2 separate regions of the Homo sapiens genome follow, and region 1 is linked to region 2. The links are chromatin contacts, found by Hi-C or POLR2A ChIA-PET in ENCODE. All regions are on one chromosome and are shown on one strand. Each heading gives the region's core, a stretch centred on a gene start or an enhancer-like site at or near the end of the contact. The rest is flanking DNA. Distances are from core to core; before and after follow the strand shown. Region 1 has its middle 27 kb from the start of SLC30A1. Region 2 has its middle 25 kb from the start of RD3.

What was found. Hi-C counts contacts between places; a loop is a spot of excess contacts on that map. ChIA-PET counts read pairs that join two places held with the same protein, here RNA polymerase II (POLR2A). Pooled maps may share reads with other maps.
Region 1: a loop to region 2 is called in a map of ascending aorta, with 9 times the contacts of the local background. The contact joins two enhancer-like sites. A Hi-C loop is called at or near these places in 8 of 168 maps with a recorded cell type or tissue (Caco-2, Calu3, HepG2 and 5 more), 15 of 37 single-sample maps with no recorded cell type and 18 of 50 pooled maps. POLR2A ChIA-PET finds 5 or more read pairs at or near these places in 6 of 52 experiments (A549, AG04450, K562 and 3 more).

The regions. Positions count from the first base shown.
Region 1 is chr1:211,548,812-211,555,097 of GRCh38, reverse strand. No RefSeq gene overlaps it. Among named protein-coding and RNA genes, the nearest start is that of SLC30A1, 27 kb to the left of the region's middle. RefSeq lists a silencer at 6,055-6,286. Within about 2 kb of position 3,382, at least 3 of the 41 ENCODE cell types and tissues checked have a DNase peak (open chromatin) inside an H3K27ac peak, as active enhancers do; they include ascending aorta, where a contact is called at or near this core.
Region 2 is chr1:211,514,128-211,520,200 of GRCh38, reverse strand. No RefSeq gene overlaps it. Among named protein-coding and RNA genes, the nearest start is that of RD3, 25 kb to the right of the region's middle. RefSeq lists an enhancer at 1,254-1,303 and silencers at 4,514-4,873, 5,886-5,975. Within about 2 kb of position 4,805, at least 13 of the 41 ENCODE cell types and tissues checked have a DNase peak (open chromatin) inside an H3K27ac peak, as active enhancers do; they include ascending aorta, where a contact is called at or near this core.

The DNA of each region.
Region 1 (6,286 bases), core at 2,133-4,632, 36 kb before region 2:
GATGCAGGTGGCTCACGCCTGTAATCCCAGCACTTTGAGAGGCCAAGGCAGGCGGATCACCTGAGGTCAGGAGTTCGAGACCAGCCTGGCCAACATGGTGAAACCATGTCTCTAGTAAAAATACACAAATTAGCTGGACATGGTGGTGCGCACCTGTAATCCTAGCTATTCTGGAGGCTGAGGCACAAGAATCACTTGAACGCAGGAGGCAGAAGTTGCAGTGAGCTGAGATCACACCACTGCATTCCAGCCTGGGTGACAGAGTGAGACTCTGCTTCAAAAAAAAAAAATTTTTTTTTTTAGAGAATTCACTGTGTTGCCCAGGCTGGAGTGTAGTGGCTAGTCACAGGCACACTACAGGCTCACATTCGTGAGCTCAAGTGATCCTCCCACCTCAGCCTCTTTCAGTAGCCCAGCTCTGTGTTTGTCTTCTTACATCTAACATAGCTGATGAGAGCTCATCTCAATCTGCCTTTCTTTCCTTTATAGATAATAGTTTTTTACCTCCAGGGAAGGATATAGAATTTTCTCTTTGGTGTTCTGTAATTTACTACCATGTGTCTAGATGGAGATGAGCAGAGAGGGAGGAGTAGCTGAGAGGGTCTGTGGAGGTTCAAGCCCCCGGCTCTCTCACACTCTACCTACTCTACTTCCTCCAGGGTGGAGCCTTTTTGATCCCACCTTCTTGTGAGAACAGTAACCTTCTTTCCAATCCCATATGCTTTCTGCCCTTCAGGGATCTCATACAATTTCTGACCCAGTAGGGGTTTCTCTTTTGTTTTGAGCTTGATTGCAGATTTATTTTATTTTTGAGTTGTATTTTCAAATGCTAAAGCTAAAACTATGAAACATTTGCAAGAAAACACAGTATCTCTAGTATCTTAGATTAAGCAAAGATTTCTTACAAAAGCATGAACCACAAAAGAAAAAAATGGATAAATTTGGCTTCATTAAAATGCAGATCTGTTCTTCAGAAGACACTTGTCAAGAAAATGAAAAGATAATCTATACACTAGGAAGAGATATTTGCAAAACACATATCTGATAAAGGACTTGGAAGAATATGTTAAAAAAAACTCTTCAAATATAATAACTAGAACCAAAGATTCAATTTCTTTTCTTTTAAGAGACAGGATCTCGCCCTGTTGCCCAGGGTGGAATACAGTGGCATGATCAGAGTTCACTGCAGCCTTGAACCTCTGAGTTCAAGGCTCCTGCCTCAGCCTCCCAAGTAGCTGAGACCACAGGCATGAGCCACCATGCCTGGCTAATTTTTAAATTTTTGGAGAGACGGGATCTCACTATGTTGCCCAGGCTGGTCTTGAACTCCTGGTCTCAAGCCATCCTTCTGCCTTGGCTCGGCCTCACAAAGAGCTGAGATTACAGGCTTGAGCCACCACATCTAGCCTTAAATAATTCATTTTTTTAAGTGAGGAAAATATTTAAACAGACTCTTCCTCAAATAAAGGGTATGCATGACAAATAAGCACATGAAAAGCTGTTCAACATCATTCTTCTTTATTTCCCCCCCACCCAGAGTCTCACTCTGTCACCCAGGCTAGAGTGCAGTGGTGCAATCACAACCTACTGAAGCCTTGACCTTCCAGGCTCAAGCAATCCTCCCACCTTAGCCTGGGACCCCAAGTAACTGGGACCATAGGTGTGCACCACCATGCATGCTTGTGGTCCCAGCCAATTCTTCCATTTTAATTTTTTTGTAGAGATGGGGTCTCCCTATGTTGCCCAGGCTGGTCTGAAACTCCCAGGCTCAAGCGATCTTCCTGCCTTTGCTTCCCAAAATGCTGGGATTACAGGCATGTACCAATGCACCTGGCCATCATTAGCTTTAGGGAAATGCAAATTAAAACCAGAATGAGATACCACTACCCATCCACTGGAATGACCAAAATTAAAAGGTGCTGGTGAGGAGCTAGGGCAACTGGAACTCTCATTCATTACTGATGAGAACGCAAAATTGTACAGCCTCTTTGAAAATAAATTTGGCAATTTTTAACAAAGTTCAATATATGCTTACCTTATAAACCAGCAATCCTGCTCTTAGGCATTTACACAGGAGAAATGAAAACTTATGTCCACACAAAGATCTGTTTGTGAATATTTGTAGTTATTGTATTTATAATCACCAGAAACTAGAAACAATCCCCATGCCCATCAATTGGTGAATGGATAAACAAATCATGACAACTTTAAAAAAATATGTATATATATACATACTTTTATTTTTGTAGAGAGGAAGTCTATGTTGCCCAGGCTGGCCTCCAACTCCTAGCCTCAAGGTGATCCTCCTACCTCAGCCTCCCAAAATGCTGGGATTATAGGAGTGAGCCACTGCACCTGGCAACAATCATCACACTTTGATACAATGGAACACAACTTAGAAAAAAAAAAAGCTTCAGATATACACAACATAGGTGAATCTCAAAAGCATTATGCTAAGTAAAAGAAGCCAGACTCAAAAAGTTCCCTTATATAAATCCTGCCAAACGGCATTTTGGAAAAGGCAAAACTGTAAGGACAGAAATCAGATTTGTGGTTGCCAGTGGCTGGGAGCTGCGGGGAGGGAATTGACTGCAAAGGGACAGGAGAGAACTTGCGGGTGTGATGGAAATGTTTTATCTCTATTATGGGGATTATATAACTGTATGCGTTTGTCAAAAGCCATAAGCTTATAAAAGGAATGAATTTTTATAGGTAAGTTATGCCTCAATAAATTCTGACACTAAAAATGTGTTTCTCCCTACTGTGATTTGAAGGACTTGAGCCAAAAGAGAAAGCTGTAGCTTGTGTTCAGTGGGTCATCCTGAAATGGCACTCAGCCCAAGATTTGTAAACAGCACTTAAGTATTAGTTCCTTTTCCAGAAGCCCCATTCAGTGGTCCTCTCTGAGCAACGAGTGTCAGTCTTGTTTTCCAGTAAGATTGTAAATTCTGTGAATATGAGAACTAAAGTGATCGGCCGGTCTGGTTTGCCCGGCCTGGGGGCCAGCCAGCCTGGGACTGTTTGGGACTCCTTTTTAAATCCTCCTATGATATCTAGCAGAGGAATGGGCACAAACTTGTTGGCATAGAGAGGTCTAACCTGCTTGTAACTAGGGTTGCAAGTAACCAAGCTGAATGGCCCAAGGGTTACCAAGAGTGAAGACCCACCTCGACAAACTCCAAATTCCTAGACATCGCTGGAGACTCACCCTTCCGCCAGGGCTCAGCTTTCAGGCTTGCAACATCTCTTAGACATTTCCTCTGTTGGCATAATATGATTTAATCTCTTTGTAGTTACGTTTCTTTTTCTGAGACAGGGTTTTGCTCCGTCACCCAAGCTGGAATGCAGTGTTGCAATCTTGGCTCACTGCAACCTTTGCCTCCCCTGCTCAAGCAATCCTCCCGCCTCAGTCTCCCGAGTAGCTGGGACTACAGGCATGTGCCACCATGCCCAGCTAATTTTTGTATTTTTTTGTAGAGACAGGATTTTGCCATATTGCCCAGGCTGGAATAGTTCAGTTTCTTCATCTGTTAAAATACAGATCACAATATCCACATTTTGAGGAAGGGAAAGGAATTTTGTACTGTTAACAGTTTACTACTGAGATTGTAAGGGTTAAGTTTGCCTGCATCTTATTTATTAAGGTTGGTGCAAAAGTAAATTGTGAATTTGGGCCGTGAATTTTAAATCATAACTAGGCTCAAACACATCTTTATTAATCAAAATAGAAACCATTAGAAGCAACACATTTTTGCTAACAAGAAATAAGTTTGTTTATTCTTGTAGCATAAAAATCCATGCTTCAGGATTCGACGGACTTCTCAGAAAGCATTTTCTGCATCCTACTGGTTGTGGAAGCATTTTCCCTGCAAAAAGTTGTCAAGATGCTTGAAGAAGTAGTAGTCGGTTAGCAAGAAGTCAGGTGAATCTGGTGGATGAGGCAAAACTTCATAGCCCTATTTGTTCAACTTTTGAGGAGTTGGTTGTGCGACGTGCGATCGGGCATTGTTGTGAAAGAATTGGGCCCTTTCTGTTGACCAATGCTGGCTGCAGGCATTGCAGTTTTCGGTGTATCTCATCGATGTGCTGAGCATACTTCTCAGATGTGATGGTTTCACTGGGATTCAAAAGCTATAGTGGGTCAGACCAGCAGCAGACCACTAAAAATCCATGACCTTTTTTTGGCACAAGTTTGTCTTTGGGAAGTGTTTTGGAGCTTCTTCTCAGTCCACCCACTGAGCCAGTCGTCACCAGTTGTATAAAATCCACTTTTCCTCACACATCACAATCCAATCGAGAAACAGTTCCTTGTTGTTGCACAGAATAAGAGAAGATGACGCTTCAAAATGACGATTTTTTTATTTTCGCTCAGCTCATGAGGCACCCACTTATCAAGCTTTTTCACCTTTCCAATTTGCTTCAAATGCCAAACGACTGTAGAATGATCGAAGTTGAGTTCTTGGGCAACTTCTCGTGTAGTTGTAAGAGGATCAGCTTCGATGATTGCTCTTAATTGGTCATTGTCAGCTTCTGAAGGCCAGCCCCTACTTTCTCATCTTCAAGCTTCTCGTCTCCTTTGTGAAACTTCTTGAACCACCACTGCATTGTACATTCGTTCGTTAGCAGCTCCTGGGCCAAATGTGTTGTTGATGTTGTGAGTTGTCTCCGTTGCTCTATGACTTATTTTGAATTCGAATAAGAAAATTACTCAAATTTGCTTTTTGTCTAATATCATTTCCATAGTCTAAAATAAACACAAAATAAACAGCAAGTAATATGTCATTAGCAAAAAAAAAGCAAGAAATTCCCATTAAAAGGATGTATAACATAACCACATTTATATAAGAATGTATTCCAAAATCAAACAGCAAATTCCAATAATAAGAACACCGCAATTACTTTTGCAGTCACCTTAGTCTTTGCAGAAGCCCTTGAAGGAAGGAATCCTTGTCCCCGCTTTACAGTTCTAGCTACAGAGGCCTGGGGATGCTAAACAGCTTGCCCAGAGCTAAACAGTCAACACAAGGCAAGTTGGGATTCAAACCCAAGTCCTTCCAGTTGCAAGCTCAGGTATTGGGGTACCTTCCAAACACCAGGATAACTAACATAGGATAGAAGGAACTCAAAATGCTGTTTCTGCCCTGTCTTCCCCTTCTTTCCATTCCCCAAAAATGAACAAAAATTTTTCTCCCTACAGGTGAATCTATCAGCCAATGAATCAAGTTCACTATATTTAGGTTTTCATGAGTAGGAACTGGGAAAAGAGAAACTTTTCTTGGGCCAGGAGAGAATGGAAAGGCTGGATGGACATAACTGCTGGGCTGGGAGTGGAGATGGAGGGGCCAGAGAGAGACTGGCTTCTGTCTGAACCGCTGATGATCCTGTCTGGACTGTGAGCTTCTGGGAGCTCCCTCCTATCTGGTCTCCTTTGTTACCGGTATCCCTGTACTTGGAGGATGCCCCATGTGGGATTACCCTGTAAACTGTAGTTGGTGACAGAGCAAGCCCAAGCAGGCCCTGGTGTCCTCCTCAAGGACCTGCAGTCTCATGAGGTGGTACGTGCCTGGCAAGGCCTCCGGAGCAGGTCCCGGGAGGTCAGCAGCTGGCAGGAATCCTACAAGCCAGCACGTGAGATGGTAGGAAAGAATTCTGAACCCCTGAGTGCCTGGGAATGGAACATTCTGCCTTGCCAGCTGTGATCCCCCCACCCCCTTCCTTGGCAAAACTAAATAGTTAAGTGCATCTTGACAGCAAACCCAAATTTAACTTTGCTTCCTTCTGCAATGAAAGTCCAGCTGAGTTGGGAAGGGAGAGGCCCTTGAAAGGTATTTCCACCTTGGCTTGACTTATTAGGTTAGTAGAAATGGACTTGTTGTTCTTACTGGTAGGTTATTAAAACCCTCAGGGAATGTGCAGAAGGCAAATTTAGTCTGAGGAGCCCAGTAGGCCTAGGAGACGCTGAATAAAGAGTCTAGTTGTTTGGATAGCTGGAATGTTGGGGAGAGGCAGCTTTTCACTGAAAGCTGCCCCCAGGTTGTGCCCTGTGGCTCCCAGTGGCCCCACCCTGAGAGGGTCTGCATGTGACGCCTGCTATCTGCTCAGCGCCTATCTCTTCCTGTGCCTAGGTGGCTCCTCCCCCACTGTCTGTTAGACTGAGAAGCTCAGCTGGCCTCTTGCCCCTTGGACTTGATCTCCACTAAAGTCTCTTCAGACTGAGGAGTGCAGGAGGAAAGGGAGGGATGAGAGTGGGTGGCAGGGAGGTGGGAGAATGCTGCATCTGGCATAT
Region 2 (6,073 bases), core at 3,556-6,055:
CCTCAGCCTCCCAAAGTGCTGGGATTACAGGTGTGAGCCACCACACCCAGCCAATTCCCCTTGTTCTTAGGACCATGACAAAACTTAGCAATGTGACTTCAAAGGCCCTGCATCACCTGGCTCCTTTCTCTCTCTGCCACCCACTCTCACGGTGGGGGACACTGGCTCCCCCTCTCTCCACTCCAGCCATACTCTCTCCAACTACAGTGCCTTTCCCTGAAATGCTCACATCGCTCTCTTGGCCTGGTTAGCACCTTTCATCCTTTAGATTCCAGCCCACACCTCACTTCCTCAGGAAAGCCCTCCTGAGTGGACCAAACCTGCCTATGCTATGCCCTTTCAGCATCTGTGCCAGCCAGTGGTTTACACGTGTTTGGCAAGTGTTTGATGAATGACTTTGCCTCACTATGCTGTAAGCTCCAAGGAGCAGAGACAATGTCTGGTTTTGTTCATCATACCCTAAGCGCATAGTTCAGTGCCCTGCATGTTGAGAGGCACTTAAATATTTACTTATTGAACAAGTGAGTGAATGAATGCTCTGTTTTTTAAGACTTTCTCTAACAGCGACACTATGGAGAATAATTGGCACTTTTCATCCACAGATGGCCTCCTGTGCCTCTTTTAGGAAACAAGATGACAGGCTGGGTGGCGAGATGCATGTGAACACGGTAGGGCCATGAGACTTGCCTCCTAAAAGTTTCCTCTATGTTTTTGCAAAGAAGATCCCCATGTGTTGGTAAGTGGGGAGAAAAACAAATTGAAGTAATCTCTACCAGATGACCCTCTGTAGTTTGTTAAAGGTGTATGCACACATGAACCCACTGAAAAAGAGTAACAGTGGAGGGTGGCATACAGGTTACCTTCCTTCCTTTTTTCTTTCTTTCTTTTCTTTTTTAAATAAGTTTTCCATTCTGGATATGTATTTTTTGACAAAGAAATAAAAAGTATAAGAATTTTTCTCAATGTGTATATGTATATATACACATATGTATGTGTATATATATATATATATATCACAATCTCTCTCTCTCTCACACACACACACAGTTAAAAAAATGGAAGATCATGTGTTCAGACACCCGAGGATGAAAACCATATTTCCCCTCAGCCTGGGACCTTTCTGAAAGTAGAAATCATTTCACTTCCTCTCTTTATTTCTCTGAGCACCCTCCTCTCCTCATTTTGGTCACCATTATTAGTTTCAAGTGACAGAAAACCCAATTCAAAGTAACTTAGGAAATGTAGGCAGTCATAGCTTGGCCATTCCAGCCACGGTGGCTCCAGGAGCCTAAGCGATGTCCTCAGGAATTGGTCTTTCTCTGTTCCTTGGCGTGGCTCTCCCCTGGTGATGCAAGATGCCCATCAGCAGTCCCAGGCTCATGTAATCCACCAGTAGAGAGAGTTTCTCCTCCCACTAGTTCCAGCTACAGCCCTGGTGCTGATGATCTCTGTGACCAGTGTCAGAGGCTGGGGTAAAATATCTTGTGGCCAGGCCTGGCCCAGGGGCTTCCTTCTGGCAATGGGCCCTGTGGGAATCTTACTGACTACAAGTGGAAGGTTAAGAATTGGAAAGCTTTTGCCAGAATAAGGGGAAGGGATAATAGGCAGGCAAAACAAAAGGTGAGTATCATACACTGAGCACTTGGCTCTGCACACAGTAGGTGCTCACCCTAACAGGGCTGACTGGCTGGCCTCTGGCTGGAACCATCTGGGGAGAGAGGAAGTGGTGGTTTCACATCAGCTGCAGAGCCTCCACCAGGTTCAATTTTACATCTAGAGAGAGGGATTTGGAGTCCACGCAGGTCCCAGAAGGTGACAAGGTGGTAGAGAGTGATACGTGCCTCGTTGCATGGAAAACTGCCCTTGGGCTCCAAACATGGTATGCCCAGAGGCTGAGCTTGGAAATGGGTGAACCTTGGCCCAGCCTGGCTAAGAGAGCCACTCGGGGGCACATGCGTACCCTTGCCCTGCTCTCTGCGGGCTGGCCTATGGCCAGCAGGTGCCCAGTGAGAAGATTGTACTCCAAGGGATCCAGCCTTTTACACAAGTTATAAGATGAGGAAGAAACATGGCTTGTGTCTTTGGGAAGTTCTCAGCCCAGTGGGAGAACTGTAACATGACAAGACTAACCCTGTATTTGGGGGCTTCCGCCTGATGTGTCAGCCCCAGAGGGACGGCATGGTAACCCACTCTGTACCAGATTTTAAGCTTTATTCCCAAACCTGCTTTGCTTCCCTTACCAGCTCTTTTACCTTTGTCTTCCATGTTCCCAGTTCATGTTGACCACCTGGGCTGGTTCACTACCACCACACCTGGGAGTGAGAGAAGCCCACCTTCTCCCACTGGCTCAGCCACTCAATTGCCTGGAAGGCATTGTCAGGCAAGGGTGGCCTGCATCTCTACCTCAGCAAAAGCCTCCAGGAAGCCAAAATTAAAAGCGAGGCCAGACCAGGCAACAGTGGCTCACGCCTGTAATCCCAACACTTTGGGAGGCCGAGGCCGGAGGATTACTTGAGCTCAGGAGTTTGAGACCAGCCTAGGCAACATAGTGATCTGGAGTCCATCCAGGTCCCAGAAGGTGATGAGGTGGTGGAGAGTGATACTTGGAACCCATCTCAGTAAAAATCGTAATAATTTTTAAAAGAGAGAAAGAAGAGTGAGGCTGGTTCCTGCTGTACCCTGGAAGTGGTTTTTTCCAGGCGCCTCTTTTTCCAAATTATCAGTTTGAGGCTGAGAGGGCAGGTAAGGGAGAAAGTGACAGTGAGCTAGGCATGGGGAAGTGGCAGCAGGTTGAAGCAGGATCCTGAGAAGACAGCACGGAGGGGCCCTGAGCTGGCTGGGCAGGTGTGGGGCTAGGAAGCCACACCCAGCTCAGTAATTCCCAGGGAGCTTCTGGGAGAACCTGGGCTCAACAGGGAGATCACAGGGCCTGCTGAGGCCATATGGGTGAGGCCTCGCCCTTCTTCCTGCTTCCTCCACCATGCAGTTCCTGCCTCTCCTCCCCCTTCACCTTGCATCCCTCCTCCTCTGCAGCAGCCCTCCTGCTCACACAGTTTAAGAAAGGCTGGTGCTAAGCCTGTGTGCACCACAGGTGGCGTCATGGGCAGGGTCTTTCATGATTTTTCTGCTGCCACTGAGAAGACGGATCATCATCTTTCAGGCAAGTTTGTAATAAACATTTAACGAATGAATGGGTTAGTGATGAACATTCGTTATCTAATTTGAACCCTTTACCAACCCTTTGAGGTAGTCCACACAGTTCCTATTAGTGCTGTTTACAGCTGGGGAAACTGAGACTCAGAGAAATTATGTGTCATCACGTAGGTATGCAGTGACCAGCTGGACTCAGAACCCATGACCCTAGTTCTTGCACTAATGTCCACTGCCTGTCTCTTTCACCCACCTGCACCCTCACAGCTACTCCTTGGGGTTCAGAGGGGGATGACTGGGGCGGGAATAGCAAGGACACAGGCATCATGGGGGCAGATTTGACCACACTGGCTCTGGGCTGTCAAGACAGCCAATCTGGGCTGCTGTCTCTGGCTGCTGTTATGGCTTCATTCCCGGGGCCACTCCACTTAATACAGGGACAGTACTTCAGGTCCGTCTGCCCAGTGCAGTCACATCAGGAGCACCACGGCAGCCGAAGTGAAACCTGGCCAGTCATAGGCAATAACCTTTGACCTGCTGGCAGGTGGGTGTTAGGTTAAATGTTAAGTGACCGGCCGGTCACGGTGGCTCATGCCTGTAATCCCAGCATTTTGGGAGGCTGAGGAGGGCGGATCACCTGAGGTCGGGAGTTCAAGACCAGCCTGACCAACATGGAGAAACCCCATCTATACAAAAAATACGAAATTAGCCAGGCGTGGTGGTGCATGCCTGTAATCCCAGCCACTGGGGAGGCTGAGGCAGGAGAATCGCTGGAACCCGGGAGGCGGAGGCTGCGGTGAGCCGAGATAGCGCCGTTGCACTCCAGCCTGGGCAACAAGAGCGAAACTCCGTCTTTAAAAAAAATTGTTAAGTGACCTCAACTATGTGGCCATGGGGAATTAGAGAGAGTAGAATAGAATCCCCTGTGGGTTGCAAGTGGGAGATGCTGGGATTTTTGAGCATCTTTACTGGTGATCCCTACGGCTGAATTAGGAGAGCTCTCCTGGCACCCGGGAAAGCTTTAACCTCTGGAGTGGCCTTCACAGGAGACAGCCTCAGGATGCTGGGAGAGCCCCTGACCCTCCACAACCTACTACCAATTCCTGCGCGCCGTTCCTTGGGCATGAGGTCCTGAACCTGGTGGAGGAAGGGTAGCAATGCCTTCCATTGTATTGGTTACATGCTTCTTACAGTCAATTAATTGGTTCGATCTTTTCCAGACAGTGCCGGGCTAGAGGCTGACCTTCCCCACTCCCGACCTTGGCTTCTTGAATAACCTCACAGGCCACGGGGCATGCGGGGTGCGCGTGCGTGGCTGGGCCGGCGTAGTCAGCCGGGCGGGAAGGTTTACGGCTTTGGGGAGGCGCCGCCTTGCCGCCCTGACACCGCCCCGCCAGGCCAGCCCGCCGCTCGGTGGCCCCGCCGGCTTCCCGCGGTCGGGACGGGCGCCCCCTGCTGATTGTGGGCGGCGGCGCACCGAGGAGCGGCCCCTGGGAAGCCCAAGACCTCGCCGCGGCTCGAACCCCGCGACCCTCGGCCCGGAGGGAGGTCCTGGCTGCGGGGAGCTGCCCAGACCGCGGTGACTCAGCTAGGTGGCACCGGGAGAGCTGAAGCGGGCGCCCCGCTGGGCCTGGCCACAGGACGGTTAATGATTAATGTTCCATACCGGGTGGAGACGTCGAAGGGGAGGGAGGCCCAGGGGCGCGTCTTGGCCCTGGCTGTGCCTGCAGGAAGCAGAGGCCCAGACGGGGAGAGACTCAGGCCTGGGCTGAGGCGGCTGGGGGCAGGGGAAGGAGCAAGCCGTGAACTCTCTCCTCTTCCCACCCCGCACGCCGCCCCCGTTCTCGATGCCCTTCTCCCCTGCCCCGGGAGCCTCCAGGCGCCGCGCTCCTCCTCCCTGCCTTACCAAATGCCCATCCGTGCCCGCCTCGGTGCCAGGCACTGCAGGCCGCTTTCATATAAATGACTGATTGCCTCTTGCCCATTTTACAGATAAACGCAGAAAGCTCAGGTGATGTGCCCATGGGCTCTCAGCTCACAGGCAGAGTGGGGATTCGAACCCAGCCCCGGACACAGACCAGGTGTCCTTCTACTACCCCACCCATTGCTGCCCAACTCCAGAGACACCTACACCCCAATCTACCAACTTAACCACCTGGGCAGAGGAAATAAGAGGCGGTACTGCCCCCGCCTACAGGGATCGCAGCTCCATTCTCTGCCCTCATAACTCATTACCCTAATTTTAGTCAATCAGAAAATCGTGTCAGGGCTGGACGTCAAGCTACCAGGGATAATGGTTCCTGTTGTAAAATGCTCCTTTGAGCTGAAAGCAATCGTGAAGTGAGGCGCCCGGTTCAAGGAGTCAGCCTCCCGACTTGAGAAGCCAACTGTGGTGGTGCCACGAGGCTGCGATTCACAGGCTCCGGTGGAAAGACCAGGGAAGAAACTTATTTACAAAAATGAGAATAAAAAATATTCTGGGCCGGGTGCGATGAGCCATGCTTATAATTCCAGCGCTCTGGGAGGCCAAGGCGAGAGGATCACTTGAGCCCAGGAGTTGGAGGCTACAGCGAGCAGAGCACCACTGTACTCCAGCCTGGACAACAGAGATATTGTCTCTAACAAAAAGGGAGGTGGGGGGAGGAAATAGTATTCTAACACGAAGCTGCAGGTTCTGCACAACAAGTTTAGGTTTTCCTGTTCTCTCTAGGGTAAATGAGGCATGCAGGCGCCTGCACCCTCCGGGCAAGGACAAGGCGTGTGAGAGTCTCTGGGTCTGCCCCAGCGACGCCGTCGGGCCTCTGGGCGGTGCAGCCTGGTCCGGCATCATCCTGGACGCGCGGGTAATCAGGGCTGAGGGAGCCCAAGGTACATTCTGTCCCTCACCACAAGATGTCGCCGCTGCTAATGGTTAGAGGGCTCT